2 separate regions of the Homo sapiens genome follow, and region 2 is linked to region 1. Evidence: read pairs that join two places in POLR2A ChIA-PET (ENCODE). Cell type or tissue: GM12878. All regions are shown on one strand. Each heading gives the region's core, and the rest is flanking DNA. Links, peaks and the distances in the headings are about the cores only.

Evidence for each region. ChIA-PET counts read pairs that join two places held together with the same protein. Peaks named below come from ENCODE experiments on the same cell type or tissue, not always from the same donor. Only the 100,000 strongest peaks of a DNase experiment are listed, where the experiment ranks them.
Region 2: POLR2A ChIA-PET joins it to region 1 with 6 read pairs; 6 of 35 experiments call an interaction of 5 or more read pairs at or near these places.

What each region holds. Positions count from the first base shown.
Region 1 is chr12:64,725,556-64,733,742 of GRCh38, forward strand. GNS (glucosamine (N-acetyl)-6-sulfatase) reads right to left here. Exons shown (of 14, transcript NM_002076.4): 10 at 3,401-3,502. Among named protein-coding and RNA genes, the nearest start is that of GNS, 30 kb to the right of the region's middle. In GM12878, for the core only: no CTCF peak of the experiment used is centred there; a DNase peak (open chromatin) is centred at 4,696; H3K27ac peaks cover 1,243 bases.
Region 2 is chr12:64,438,020-64,446,206 of GRCh38, forward strand. XPOT (exportin for tRNA) reads left to right here. Exons shown (of 25, transcript NM_007235.6): 23 at 1,225-1,296; 24 at 7,056-7,112. It also overlaps the pseudogene LOC100420899. Among named protein-coding and RNA genes, the nearest start is that of TBK1, 10 kb to the right of the region's middle. RefSeq lists a silencer at 237-437. In GM12878, for the core only: no CTCF peak of the experiment used is centred there; no DNase peak of the experiment used is centred there.

The DNA of each region.
Region 1 (8,187 bases), core at 2,325-6,324:
AGTATTTCATCGGAATAGCCTCCAAAAACAAAACATGAACAAGGAAAAGAACCACATCTTAGGTGGCACTTAGAGAACTGTGCAGAGAAATTATACACAACATAATGATTTTTACCCCTAGAGTGAATCAGTTTTTTTTCTAATTAGAAATAAACTTAATGCCGGGTGCAGTGGCTCATGCCTGTAATCCCAGCACTTTAGGAGGCCAAGGAGGGGGGATCACGAGGTCGGGAGATCGAGACCATCCTGGCTAACACGGTGAAACCCTGACTCTACTAAAAGTACAAAAAATTAGCCGGGCCTGGTGGCAGGTGCCTGTAGTCCCAGCTACTCGGGAGGCTGAGCCAGGAGAATGGCGTGAACCAGGGAGGCGGAGCTTGCAGTGAGCTGAGATCATGCCACTGCACTCCAACCTGGGCGACAGAGCTAGACTCTGTCTCAAAAAAAAAAAAAAAAAAAAAAAAAAGAAATAAACATAATAAGGTACAAAGTATAAGACTTGTATGAAAAGTTAAAAGACGTAAAATTTCCTCTAACTGATCTATAGGTTAAATGCAATTCCAACCAAAAGCCAACATTTTTCAGATAATCTGAAAAGCTGATTCTAAAGTTTATGTATGTGGAAGACACGGGCTAGGATCCCCATGAGGACAATAAGCAGAGAGGTATGCCTATGCAAATTGAGATTTAGTTACACAGCTTTATAAGACAAAATCATATTGGCACAGGGATGGACAGATTCGTGGAGCAAAAAAAGACAACTGAGTATCTATAGAGAAAAAAAAAAAGAAACTGAATCCCTGACTCCTATCTTACAAGAAAATAAATTTTAGATACATCAAGGACTTGGATGTAAGAGGCAGAGCTATAAAACTTTTAGGAGAAAATATAGGAGAATAGCTTTCTGGCTTCAAAGTTTAGAAGCATCTTTATAAATACACAAAGGACACTAAACATTAAAAGAAACAATATATACCTTCAATTCTTGGAGTGCAGTGGTGTGATCTCTGCTCACTACAACCTCCACCTGCTTGGCTCAAGCGATCCTGCTACCTCAGCCTTCCAAGTAGTTGGGACTACAGATGCACACCATCATGCCTGGCTAATTTTCTGTATTTTTTGTAGAGACTGGGTCTTGCCATGTTGCCCAGGCTGGTCTTGAACTCCTGGACTCAAGAGATCAGCCTGCCTTAGCCTCCCAAATTGCTGGGATTACAGGTGTGAGCCACTGCACCTGGCTCCCATATCTTAATACATGGAAAAGACAAGTCATAATAAGGAGACTATGATACGCAAAAATGCAGAGGCATTTCTCAAGGGAAGAAACACAAAAAGGCATAAATGAAAAGTGATTCCCTGATCAATAACACAATAAAAAAAAAAAACTGGGCAAAGGATTGGAATATGAACACATCTCCAAAGAAGCTATACAAATGGCTGACAAACACATGATGAAATGCTAACCACCAATAGTCAGCAGGGAAATACAAATCAAAACCACAATGAGATACTACTTCACACCTACTACAATATAATAATCACAAAGACAGATAATAGCAAGTATTGGCTCCCACCCGTAATCTCAGCACTTTGGGAGGCTGAGGGGGGAGGATATTTTTTTTTTTCTTAAAATCTTGGAAAACAAGGGAGGTTCTCTTGAGCCCAGGAGTTCGAGATCACCCTGAGCAATGTAGGGAGACCTCATTTCTACTATTAAAAAAAAAAAAAAAATTAGCCAGACGTGGTAGCCAGCAACTGCAGTCCTAGCTACTGGGGAGGCTGAGGTGGGAGGATCCTCTGAGCGTAGGAGACTGAGGCTGCAGTGAGCTGTGATTGGCAACACTGCACTCCAGCCTGGGTGACAGCACAAGACCCCATCTCAAAAACAAACAAAACCATTACAACTGCATTATTCATAATAGCCAAAAAGTGGAAACAGCCCAAATATCTGATGAATGGATAAATAAAATGTGATATATTCACACACAGAATGTTATTCGGCAGTAAAACAGAAGAAGGTACTGACACGTTACAATGATATGATCCTTGAAAACACTATGCTCAGTGAAAAAACCAGTTACAAGGGGCCACATATTATGTAATTTCATTTATATGAAAAGTTCAGAACAAACAAATCTATACAGACGTAAAGAAGATTCATGGTGGGAATGGGAGCAACAGATCTAATCAATTCCCTGCACCACAATTTAATCAATTCTCTACTAGATATCTGGATTTTCAGTTTTCTCCTATTAGAGTGACTAATGTGCCTGGGAGTTTAGGGTGATGAAAATGCTCTTAGATTATGATGATGGTTGTACCACTCTGAATACACCAACAACTATTGAATTGGACACTTAAAAAAAAATGATTTATTTATTTATTTTGAGATGGAGTTTCACTCGTTGCCCAGGCTGGAGTGCAATGGCGCAATTTCGGCTCACTGCAATCTCCACCTCCCAGGTTCGAGTGATTCTTCTGCCTCAGCCTCCCGAGTAGCTGGGATTACAGGTGCCCGCCACCATGCCCAGCTTGTTTTTTGTATTTTTAGTAGAGACAGAGGTTCACCATGTTGGCCAGGATGGTCTCGAACCCCTGACTTCAGGTGATCCACCCACCTTTGGCCTCCCAAAGTGCTGGGATTACAGGCGTAAGCCACCGCGCCTGGCCGACACTTTAAATGAGTGAATTGTATGGTATGGGAATTAAGCTGTTAAAAAATAATTCACCTCATTATTAAACAAACAGATGCACAGTAAGACCAAATGCCACTTTTCACTCACCAGACAGGCAAAAGTTAACTTGTCTGACTGTTTTTGACATGTGTTCTCTGAAGTGGTATGTCTTGTTAAACTAAACTCTTGGTAAGTTATACTGATTACACTTGTATGAAAAGTATATGAAGCAGTTTCCAAATTCTCAGACTTCTGAAATCTTGGGTATTTTAAAAATCTTTGCCAGTTCACAGAGAGAGGTCTCCTTCAGTTAAAGCATTTCTGTGATTAGCACTGAAGTAATCTTTTTGCGTTTGTTTTAGCCATTTTTAATTCTTCTGCAAATTGATTAGCCACTTTTTTTGCCCATTTTCCCACTGGGATATTAATCTTTGCTAAGAACTCATGTATTTGGACTAATGACTCTTTTTTATGTATGTTGCAAGTGTGTTCCCAACCTCTCTTTATTTATGGTGGGTGTTCTTAAAGGAGAGCAAAAGAGGGGAGGAAACAACTCTCGATTTCACATGTGGTCTAATTTTTTATTTTAGAAAACTCCTTCCCATCACAAGATTTTCTGCCCCCAAATTTAATAGTATTATTTAATATTTAAATGCTTAAGTCTTTACACAACCCAGAATTTATTGCGGTCTTGGCTCAGGCCTGATTGAGGGCGCTATACTTACCAAAATGGGCAATAAGGACATCCCATCCATCTGTGTCTTATTTAGGTCGTAGCCAGCAATGTCCAAAATAGTAGGACCCAAGTCAATGTTGGCAACCAGCATCTATGAGAATGAGGGAAAAACAATCTAGAACACAGCTGGTCTCATTTTCCTTTTCTACCTATACTAAAGTTCTCTTCCCCCCACCCCGCCCATGAGACAACAGCACTATTACCTTTTATACAGCCCATACTTTGGTCTGTTTCATAGATCCAAATATAACTATAATAACTTCAAACAAAATATAAAGGCTTATAAGGCTTGTATAATAGTATATCCCCCTGGCAAGTTACATATTTATTCTACCCATTCTGTTATTGATCAAAATGTTTTTTGAAAACTCCTTTGGGACTGCTTTGAGTTTGTTGCGAATCATGAGAAAAATGTTGGTCTAATTATTTTATACAAAGTGTCTTACAACTTGATTATTCAGATTAACTAAGTTTGATTTCAAATGAACTCCAGACATTTTGGAAGGCCTCAAAAAAGGAATGCTTCCCATCAGTGAGAATTATTAGCTCTTTTTATAGCTTCTCAAAGGGACAACACTGCCAAAATATGTTTGCAACAGGCTGTGAAGGCTGCAGAAAATTTATTCCAAAAATGTAGCAATAAAAGTTTTTTTAAGAGCAAAAGACTTAGATGTTTTTAAACATTCTAGAAACTAAAGGCATTGTCCTGTATTTATACTTTGACTTATTTCCTTGGTTATTAGACTATTTTCCTTCTGTAAGACAATGCCTCTACAGGGCCTAATCCAGAGTAGCCTAATGGAAATATAAAGGGGACCCCATATGTAATTAAAAATTGTCCAATAACCACATTAATAAAAACAGGTAAAACTGTATATATTTTAACCTCCTATAAAAATATCTGAATATTAATATTTCAACATGTAAACAATATTTTTTAAAAAATCAATGAGATTTAACTTTTTGTGAACCAAGCCTTTGAAATCTGGTATTTCACAATAATAATACATCTCCATTTGGACTATCCACATTTCAAGTGCTCGACAGCCACAAGTGGATAATGCAGGCCTAGAGAGAATGTAAGCATAGAAGTCACTTGGTCACAGGCTAGAAAAATCTTCAAGCACTGAAACAATCCATTGAGCGAAACAAAGAGGAAGTGAGAAAAACTGGGAACTAAAGTTTACTGTGCCAGGCATTTGACATTTATTCTCATTTATTCCTCATCACAGTCCTTGGACACAGTGTTTATAGGTGAAGAAATGAAACACAAATCACTGAAGCAAAGTTATCAGCTTATAACTGGAAAAGCCATTACTTACTGACAGGAAGTAACAGTCTTCAAAACTGTTGAGAACATTTAGATCATCTTAGGAGAGGCCAAACAGGGAGATAAAACAAAACAAAAACACCCCAGCCCTGCCACTTTTAATTTAAAAACAAAACCAAAAGTACAGATATGAAAGGCAAAAAAAAAAAAAAAAAAAAAAAGCTTCAGAATATTATCAGGGGCCAGGTTTCCTGATGGCCAGGACAGCTCTTAGAGGGCAGAATGATAAATATCCTGGCCCTGAATCAATTAGTCTAACTCTGCAGCTGTCAGGTATTACTGCCCAAAGGCAGGCACTTCAGGAGAAAGGCAATCCATATGTTACTCAGTGGGGGAAAAACCTCACACACAAAAAACGATGTCTCCAGGGATGATACAAGACCCACTGTTACAGATAATTTTCCTGGTTCGAAGACCCCCAGGCAAACTGAGCAGCTTGGAAAACAGTCATCAAGTGTGAATGTCAATATGGAAGAGGTCACAGCAGGAAAGGAGGGTCAGAGAGAGATACCATCTCCAGAATGAGATCAAGACAACAAGCCATCTACAGACCCTGAAGTGTGACTAACAGATCTTCAGTGATATCTGTAAAATGAATGAGGTGAAGCCAGTTCCTCAGATACTACTATGATGTCCAAGGCAGTTTTAAAAGAAAAGAGGAAACATAAAAAAACCCAGAGATATAAAATGGTGACTGTCATCTCACCAAAAATTGCAAGAGCCACCACCTGTATAATGGGAGGCTTGTTCCTTTTTTGGTGAGGTGGGGGGAAGCTCTTTTTTGTTTTGTTGTTTTTTGAGACAGGGTCTCATTTTGTCACCCGAGCTGGAGTGCAGTGGCACAATCACAGCTCACTGTGGCCTTGACCTCCCAGACTCAACTGATCCTCCTGCCTCAGCATCCAGAGCAACTGGGACTACAGGTACACACCATGATGCCCAGCTAAATTTTGTATTTTTTTATTTTTCGTAGCAATGCCATGTTGCCTGGGCTGGTCTCAAACTTCTGAATTCAAGTGATCCGCCTGCCCTGGCCTCCCAAAGTGCTGGGATTACAGGCGTGAGCCACTGCACCCAGCCGAGGCTCTTTCTAATGGCATTTTGCTCTCTGGAGATAAAGGGGTAAGTTCCAGTATAAATCCAAAGTCACTAAGATTCAGCACAAGTACCGTAAGCACAAGTCATTCCAGGACTCCTTCTCCCTAGAAATCTATAATGATCACACTCCCCTAAATATAATGGATAAAATGTCTCCTCTTCTAGAATTTTATTTGAATAAGCGGACAGTCTCAAAATTAGCATACTATATCAGGAGATGGGAGACTTCTAGCAAATACCAAGTATGAATGAAGAGTTAAAAAGAATTATACCTACCTCTGGTTTTTATATAACCAAGAATTTGGATGGATTCACCCATCAATGTGATGACTTTGAGAAACACTAGTTTCACAGTATTGCTTTTGTCTAGTATAAACTTAAAAATTCATTTAAGGGCTGGGCACAGTGGCTCTCGCTGGTAATCCCAGCACTTTGGGAGGCCAAGGCAGGAGGATCACTTGAGCTCAGGAGGCCAAGGCTGCAGTGAGCCATGTTTGAGCCACCACATTCCAACCTGGTGAGAGAGCACCTATCTCAAACAAACAAAAAAATCATTTACGGATTGGAACAGAAAAAGCTTTGACAAGACCAAAAATATATCTATTTTTTGAGACAGATTTTTTGCTCTGTTGCCCAGGCTGGAGTGCAATGGTGCGATCTCGGCTCACTGCAATCTCCACCTCCTGGGTTCAAGCAATACTCTTGCTTCAGCCTCCCAAGTAGTTGGGATTACAGGCACCTGCCACCACACCTGGCTAATTTTTTTTTTTTGTTGTTTTTTTTTTTTTTTTGAGACGGAGTCTCACTCTGTCACCCAGGCTGGAGTACAGTAGCACGATCTCAGCTCACTGCAAGCTCTGCCTCCCGGTTTGATGCCATTCTCCTGCCTCAGCCTCCCAAGTAGCTGGGACTACAGGCGCCTGCCACCACGCCCAGCTACTTTTTTTGTATTTTCAGTAGAGACGGGGTTTCACCGTTTTAGCCAGGATGGCCTCGATCTCCTGACCTCGTGATCCGCCTGACTCAGCCTCCCAAAGTGCTGGGATTACAGGTGTGAACCACCGCGCCCAGCCTCTTTTTTTTTGAGATGGAGTCTCACTCTGTTGCCCAGGCTGGAGTGCAGTGGTGTGATCTTGGCTCACTGCAAGCTCCGCCTCCTGGGTTCACACCATTCTCCTGCCTCAGTCTCCCGAGTAACTGGGACTATAGGCGCCCGCCACCACACCTGGCTAATTTTTTGTATTTTTTAGTAGAGACGGGGTTTCACTGTGTTAGCCAGGATGGTCTCGATCTCCTGACCTCCTGATCCGCCTGCCTCGGCCTCCCAAAGTGCTGGCATTACAGGCGTGAGCCACCGCGCCTGGCCTAATTTTTGTATTTTTAGTAGAGACAAGGTTTCACCATGTTGGCCAGGCTGGTTTCAAATTCTTGACCTCAGGTGATCCACACCTGCCTTGGCCTCCCAAAGTGCTAGGATTACAGGCGTGAGCCACCATGCCCAGACAAAAAAATAAATTATTTGATAAATCACTTTCTCAGGTTGAGAATGTTCTTAGGATTTAAGTATATAAATATCCTAATCAAATGAAAGTCCTTAGAAAACCCTGGGGTAGACTGGCTGTGGTGGCTCATGCCTGTAATGAGGGGAGGAGGGCTGATTGCTTGAGCCCAGGTGTTCCAGACCAGCCTGGGCAACATAATGAAACCCCGTCTCTACAAAAACAAACAAACAAACAAAAAACAAAAAACAAAAATTAGCTGGGCATGGTGGTGTGCACCTATAGTCCCAGCTACTCAGGAGGCTGAGGTAGGAGAATCACCTGAGCCTGGGAGGTGGAGGATGCAGTGAGCCAAGATTGTGCCACCACACTCCAGCCTAAGTTACAGAGCAAGACCCTGTCTCAAAAAAAAAAAAAAAAAAAAAAAAAAAAAAATTCCTGGGGCTTAAATCAAAGGGTATCATGCATTGAACCTGCTTATTCTTGCTCTGAAAGAATGACACTTGCATAATTACTGAAAAGAACAAGATGGCAACGGGCTCTCAGAACACATCAGGTTTCCAGACACCCAAACCCTGATGTTGAATTTCTGTAGAGTTATCAAAGAAAAGGCTCCAAACATACCAGAAAGCACCCCAAATCCATTTAGTGAAAAGCACTGTAACTACATGAGAAAGTGCAGAATCCCATATCTTGGTTGCTTCAGCTGGACTTGCCCCTCAGTTCCAGCTTTCCTGACAAGGAAGAAGCTGGGGCATCACCTGGTTCCACCTGATAATGGAGGCTTAACATCCTCTTACTTTTACAAAAGTAGGGGAACCAAGGCTGATTTTGTCCAAAGCCAACAGG
Region 2 (8,187 bases), core at 2,652-6,651, 290 kb before region 1:
GTAGGAGCATTATGAAAGATAAGAGAAGACAGTCTCAAGAGAGGAGATTGGATGGCGTTGTTTGGATGCTAAACAGTCAAGGTGGATGTGGATGAAGGATGAAAGGAAACAGTAAGGATGGTATTTCTACTTCAGAAGTATTTGTTTTATCCATAGAAGTCGTAATTTAAACATACAGAATTGAGTCAAACAATATTTTAAAGTGTTTTGCTTCAGAAAACAAAAAAAAGTTTTGCTTCATTGTTCTTTTTTCTCATCTTTTGACTGACTTGAGGTATAAGTTTACTTTCCCTGATTCAAAACAAACAAAACTACACTCTTTTAAAGTGATAACAGTGAGGTTACAAAGTGATGAACATTGCATAGGAAGCAAGTACAGACAGGGTAGACATAAGAAAAAGATGAGAAGGAAAGTAGGAGGGATCTGGGAAACAGTGAAGGGTTACTGCCTCTCAGTTACAGACAGGTTTCCTCTGATGGGTCATTAAACTGGGACTTAGATCCAAGGTGAAGGAGGAAACATAAATCCTTTGATTCAGAAGCACTAATATTAAACAGGAATTCCAGGTGGTAGTGCAAGGAAGAGTACATCGAGGAGAGATACATTGATTTTTTTTTTTTTTTTTGAGACAGAGTCTCGCTCTGTCACCCAGGCTGGAGTGCACTGGCATAATCTCGGCTCACTGCAGCCTGCGCCTGCCAGTTTCAAGTGATTCTCCTACCTCAGCCTCCCGAGTAGCTGGGATTACAGGCATGCGCCATGATGCCCAGCTAATTTTTTTGTATTTTTGGTAGAAACAGGGTTTCACCATGTTGGCCACACTGGTCTCGAACTCTTGACCTCAAGTGATCACCCATCTCCTCCTCCCAAAGTGCTGGGATTACAGGCATGAGCCACTGCACCCGGCCAAGAACCTTATTTTTCAGATGGAGAAACTGAGGCTTAGAGAGGTTAAGTAACTTGCCCAAGTGCAGCAAACCACCAGGGCACATGTATACCTATGTAACAAAACTGCATGTTCTGCACATGTAACCCAGAACTTAAAGTATAATTTTAAAGAAGGTGCCAGAGCCAGGCTTCAAACCAAGGCAGTCTGGCTCTCGGGTCTGTGTTCTTAAGCACAATACTATATTGCCTTTAAAGTGTACATGTATTGTTCCGATTCTTTTTAAGCTTATTAATGTCAAGCAAGAAAATAGTTGTAAGTATCTTTTAATCTTCAGGGCCCAGAATGTGTTCAGTATCTTCAACAAGAATACCTGCCCTCCTTGCAAGTAGCTCCAGAAATAATTCAGGTAAGAGCTATTTCTTACCATTGTGTAGGCGAGAGATCACAGTAGTAGCAGCATTGCCTGTGACATTGTCGCTAGCAGAAATCAAAAATATTTTCATATTACATAAGTTGTTGCCAGCATCTCAAAATACTGTTTATGCTTATCACCATTTTGAAATTATGAGTTACTAAGTAATATCACTACACCTTGTTACCCAACAAGTTAATAAGTCCTTACTGTTCTAGCATACTTTAGTTTGATAACCATTATTCAGTATAATTGGCTTCTATCGTAATCCCATGTATTATGTTTTATGCATTTTTTTAAAAAAACATTCTAAAGGAGCCTAATAGGCTTTTCCAGACTGCTGAAGGGGACCACAGCAGAGTTCTGAAGCTTTGTACCAGGTAGTTCATTGTGTGTACACCAAGCTTATCAATGCTTAATCTGTAAATCTGAAACTATTTTAAGGAAAGTGTCTGGAAAGTTACCTTATACTTTTAAGAAGTCATTTGTATAATATTGTTTCTTGGCATATAATTTTCCAGATTTCTTGTCCAGTAGTACATGGAGTTAATGAAGTATCAAACTTGATTAAAACTAGAATTACAATCTCTTATGTAGATTCCAAAATTTGTTTCTTCATCAATAGTGTTTTTATTTTATTGTAAGAACACTTACATGAGATATATACCATCTTAACAATTTTTACGTGCACAACACAGTATTATTAATTATAGGGACAGTGATGTGCCTATAAAATATAGGTGGATCTCCAGAACATATTCATCTTGCATAACTAAGACTTTATACCCACTGATTAGCAATTCCCATTTCCCACAGCCCCCATCTCCTAGAAACTACCATTCTACTCTCTGATTCTGTGAATTTGACTACTTTAGATACCTAATATAAGTGGAATCATGCAGTTATCTCTCTTTTTGTGACTGGCTGTTTCACACAATGTCCTTTAGGTTCATCCATGTTGTTACATATGGCAGGATTTCGCAATTTTTTAAGGCTGAATAACATGCCACTGTATGTATATATCACATTTTCTTTATGCATTAATCCACTGATAGATTCATTGGGGCTATTTTCACATTGTAAGTGCTACAGTTAACATGGGAATGCTAATATGTCTTTGAGATGCTGATTCCAATTCTTTTAGATAAATACCCAGAAGTGGGATTGCTGGATTATATGGTAGTCCTATTTTTAATTTTTTGAAGAAACATCTTACTATTTTCTATAGTGGCTATACACCATTTTGCATTTCCATCAGTTGTGTAGCAGGGTTCCAGTTTTTCCACAATGTCACCAACACTTGCTGTCTTTCATTTTTTTGTAATAGCCATTCTAACAGGTGTGAGGTGATATCTCATTGTGGTTTTGATTTGCATTTCCCTTATGATTAGTGATGTTTGTTTTTTCATACACCTGTTAACCATTTGTATTTGGAGAAGTCTATTCAAGTCTTTACCCCATTTTCTAATCAAGTTATTAAGTTTTTTGCTATTGAATTAGAGGAGTTTTTTTATATGTTAGAAATTAACCCCTTATCAGATAAATGGTTTGCAAATATTTTCTCCCATTCTTTAGCTATTCCAGAGGTTGCCTTTCTGCTCTGTTGATTGCTTACTTTATGGTGCAGAAGCTTCTTAATTCAATGTAGCCCCACTAATGTAGCTTTTCGTGATATCAATGAAATCATTTCAAAGACCAGCATCTTGAAGCTTTTCTCCTATGTTTTCTTCTAGTTTTGCAGTTTGGAGACTTACATATAAAGTCTTTAATACATTGAGTTGATTTTTGTGTAAGATAAGGGTCTCGTTTTCTTTTGCACGTAGATATCCAGTTTTACCAGCACCATTATTGGAGAGATTATTGTTCCCCATTGTGTATTCTTAGTACCCTTGTTGAAGATCAGTTGACTGTATACAGGAGTTGATTTTCAAATTCTATTTTGTTCCATTGGTTTATATGTCTGTCTTAAAAGAGAGAGGGTCTCACTCTGTTGTCCAGACTCAAGTGCAGTGGCACCATCATAGTTCACAGCAACTACAAACGCCTGGACTCAAAGAATCCTTCTGCCTCTGCCTCCCAAGTAGCTAGGATATATGTCTGTCTTTTGCTAGTACCATACTGTTTTCACACTGTAATATTAAAATATATTTTGAAATCTGGAAGTGTGGTACATCCAGCTTTGCTCTTTCTCTGGATTGTTTTGGCTATTCAGGGCCTTTTGTGATTCCATGTAAATTCTAGTTTTGTTTTTTCTATTTCTATAAAATATGCTCTTGGAACTCTTATACGGATTGCCTTGAATCTGTACGTCACTTTGTTTTTTATTTTTGGAATGATTAAGAAGCTTTTTAAAATTTTTTAAATTTATTTTTATTTTTTTTGAGATGGAGTCTCGCTTTAGTGCCCAGGCTGGAGTGCAGAGGCACGATCTTGGCTCATTGCATGCAACCTCCGCCTCCCAGGTTCAAGTGATTCTGGTGGCTCAGCTTCCTGAGTAGCTGGGATTACAGGCAGGCACCACCATGCCTAGCTAATTTTTGTTTTTGCTTTTTTTTTTAGTAGAGACCAGGCTGGTCTCAAACTCCTAACCTCAGTGATCTTCCCACCTTGGCCTCCTAAAGTCCCAGGATTACGGGCGTGAGCCACCTTGCCTGGCCATTAAGAAGCATTTTGTTGACCTGATGGAACAGGGATATTCATTTAGCAGCTCAGTTTTATATACTCTTTCCCCTGTGTCATTTTACATAATGTGTAAAGTGGGGGGGGGACCCTTTTATTGCAAAGACATTTCCAGAGTCGTCATCTTTTTCTTTCTTTTTGAGACAGTCTTGCTCTGTCACCCAGGCTGGAGTGCAATGGCACAATCTCTGCTCACTGTAACCTCCACCTCCCGGGTTCAAGCAATTCTCCGGGTTCAAGCAGTTCTCCGGCCTCAGCCTCCCAAGTAGTTAGGATTACAGGTGCCCACCACCATGCCTAATTTTTGTATTTTTAGTAGAGACGGGGTCACCACATTGGCCAGGCTGGTCTTGAACTCCTGACCTCAAGTTATCCACTGGCCTCGGCCTCCCAAAGTGCTGGGATTACAGGCGTGAGCCACCACACCTGTCCAGAACCAGGGGCTTTTCTGTGACCAAGGTAACCCCATATCAATTACCCTAGCCCATAGTGTCCTTGGACCTTACTGCTAGGCACTGGCTTTCAGTGTTGCTTTGTACTTCCCTGTCGTCTCCTAATGCCATTAGGCCTGGATAGGGCACCTGCCCTTTAACTTCACAGGTAGATTCCCATCAGAACTACTTTGAAGGCCAAAATGAGCTGGGTGAGAGAGCTGCTTTTTCTCCTGCTCTCCTTTCTTGTGTCCTCATTCTTCCCCACGATTTTTTTGATGTGTTCCATAATCTCCTTATTCATCTTGATTTCTATATCCACCAGGACCTGCTCTTCATAATATAAATAGAATTGTAGGAAGGGTAATGGTATTGTGTTCTTAAACATCATGATCTGCATCCAAGGGTTTTTTGTTTGTTTGAGATGGAGTCTTGCTCTAGTCTTGCTCTGTCACCCAGGCTAGAGTGCAGTGGCGCGATCTCGGCTCATTGCAACCTCTGCCTCCCGGGTTCAAGCGATTCTCCTGCCTCAGCCTCCCGAGTAGCTGGGATTACAGGCACCCGCCACTGCACCTAGCTAATTTTTGTATTTTTAGTAGAGACAGGGTTTCACCATCTTGGCCAGGCTAGTCTTGAACTCCTGACCTCGTGATCCACCCACCTCGGCTTCCCAAAGTGCTGGGATTACAGGCGTGAGCCACCGTGCCCGATCCAAGGGTTTTTTTTGTTTTTGGATTTGAGGTATGTTGAAAAATACAAATTTCCTGCCACTGTCACCCAGCTCCCCATGTGTGTTATAATTCACTCTTATGACCTTCACCAAGTCCCTGAACACTACTACATCACCCTGGTCTGGGTATTGCAGAAGGGTAAGGGCCCCTTCATAGGTGGTGGCAGTCAAACACCAAAGAGAGGTAAGAGAACAGCAGACATCACTTCTCGGCAGATTGCTTTGGGTAGCAAAGACATTTTAACAATATTAAGTCTTCAGTCCATGAACACAGCTTTCAATGGTGTTTTTTTGTTTTTTATTTTTATTTTGAGACAGGGTCATCCACTGTCGCCCAGGCTAGTGTGCAGTGGTGCGATCTTGGCTCACCGCAACCTCTGCCTCCCGGGTTTAAGCAATTCTTCCACCTCAACCTCCCAAGTAGCTGGGACTACAGGCGCATGCCACCACACCTGGCTAGTTTTTGTATTTTTGGCAGAGATGGGGTTCCACCATGTTGGCTAGGCTGGTCTTGAACTCCAGACCTCAAGTGATCCGGCCACTTTGACCTCCCAAAGTGCTGGGATTACAGGCATGAGCCACTGTGCCCAGCCTCAATGGTGTTTTTTTGAAGTTTTTATAATGCTGTTTTTTTCAAAAATAAAGATTTCACATGAGTTTAAAAAATGAATTTAACTCATTTTTAATGAATTTGTGATCTCTTATTTCACAGTATACCACCTTTAGAGATATTAATGACTTTCTTGGTTATCATTTGATATGTAAATAAACTCATATTTTAATGAAAATAATAAATTACTATTCTTGTGATCTTAGTGCTCATCAAAAGTAGAACTTAGACCATTCAGTTTACAGCTAATCTTCCAGATTGCTAAATGAAATAAAATTATTTTTCTATTTAGTAATTCATTATGAAAGATAAGGAACCTCAGTTTTCCCTTTTTCATATGCCTTATGTCTGACAACACATTTTGCACAATATTCTCTATTAGAATTTTCTTTTCTTTTGGTCTAGCTCTGTTTGGTTATCCCTCTTACTAGATGTGAGCAGCCGTAGCAATGTAGTTTTTGTCCCATTCACTCCTCTCAGGCATGAATCCACCTTGTCTAGGAGAGCTATGTTCTCAAAAGTGAAAGCAGCCTGTTTGACAAGTACTGACATTTGAAAATGCTATAAACCTCTTGTGGTGAGATACTGTTTGAATTAATCTTGATAAGTTAAATACCATGAATTTGAAGCAACCTTAAATTCCTTTGACAGATAAATGGATAAACAAAATATGGTATATACATACAATAGAATATTAAGCCTGATTTATAAAATAATCCTGTCATATGCTATAATGTGGATGAACCTAGAGGACATTATGCTAAATGAAATAAGGCAGTTATTAAAAGACAATGCTCTATGATTCCATTTGTTTGAGATATCTAAAGTAGACTCACCAAAGCAGAAAGTGGTGGTTGCCAGGGGCTGGAGTAGGGGAAAATGGGGAGTTCTTCAGTTAAGAGGCAAAAAGCAAGCTTGTTTTGCAAGATGCAAAAGTTCTAGAAACCTGTTGTACAACAGTGTGCATGTAGTTAATGCTTACTGTACTGTACATGTAAAAGTGGTTAAGGTGATAAGTTTTAAGTGTTTTTAACTACAGCTTTTTTAAAAAAAGAGCTGGGCACAGTGACTTATGCCTGTAATTCCAGCTTCTTGGGAGGCTGAGGTGGGAGTGTCCCTTGAGCCTAGGAGTTGGAGGCTACAGTGAGCTATGATCACACCACTGTACTCCAGCCTAGATGACAGAGCAAGACCATCTCTTAAAAAAAAAAAAAAAATTAAAAAAAAAAAACTGGATACGAATTACAATGGATTTAATACAAATACATTTGTTCTTTTTCTCCCTCTTTTCCCCACCCCCCAGGAGTTTTGTCAAGCGCTTCAGCAGCCTGATGCTAAAGTTTTTAAAAATTACTTAAAGGTAGGTATTTGTGAAGCTCACGTATCTTCATACAATTAGGTAATGTTTGAGAGCCAAGAGAGAATACATACCTGCAATTATAGATGTTTATGTGAAGTCCCTTTTAACTAAGCTCTTGAAAAAGAGTATAAGTTAGGTAAGCACACTGAATGTGTACACCTTTGAGTATATTGGTGAGAAAATGCCAGTTTTCTTTTACAGTTTCATGATGTAATTAAATAGAAACTAGAGGGATTAGGAGAATAAGAAATGTTCAAGAACAGTTGTCCAAATTAAGTTGAAAAGAAGGGGCTAAAAATATAAAAACAGAAGGATGAGATATTTGCTTATATCCTATTTTGAAACATTTGAACTGTAAAACAGACAAAAAGGAGAATCCTCAGATTTGGGCCATCAAGCCTCCTTTTACATTTACGAAATTACTGATTTTTTTTTTTAACTCTGTAAATCAACAAAAAGTGTCACGTGTTTATTTGGTATTCATAGTTATAATTGAGTTCATGAGATGAAACTGTCTTGGTCTTACCTAGGTAGTCATTCATTTCATACATAATGACTGCTTTTTATGTACCAAGTACTACAGTAATGGCTGCAAATACAACTATGAGTAATTTTCCCTCCCCATAAGGAGCTCATGATCTAGAAATAAAGTTACAGTGTGACAAGGTGAATTATTTTTTATTATCTTCACTCAAATAATTTGAAGACAAAGCACTGTATTAAATTCAGTAGCAGGTAACTTAGTGTATCACCTGGTTCTTTTAGCAAAGACATTCAGTAGAATTTGTAAGTCAGAGGGCTTTGCGCAGTAAATAATTTAAGTGTGCCATCCTTTGACTGTGGTTCTAACATCTTCCCTTGTCAGTTTTTTCTTAGTTGTAGTTTGTCAGCTTAAACATCTCAGAGTTTTTGTGGAAGAATATTGAGGGCTTGTTTTTGTTTATCATTGGGAACCCTCCCCTTCGCCATCCTCCCATAAAAAAGCAAAGTGCCTACAGGAGTAACCCCTGTTAAATAACTGATCAGTCAAACTGAATTTAAGGACTCAGTCCTCACTATCTGTTAGAGGTGTCTG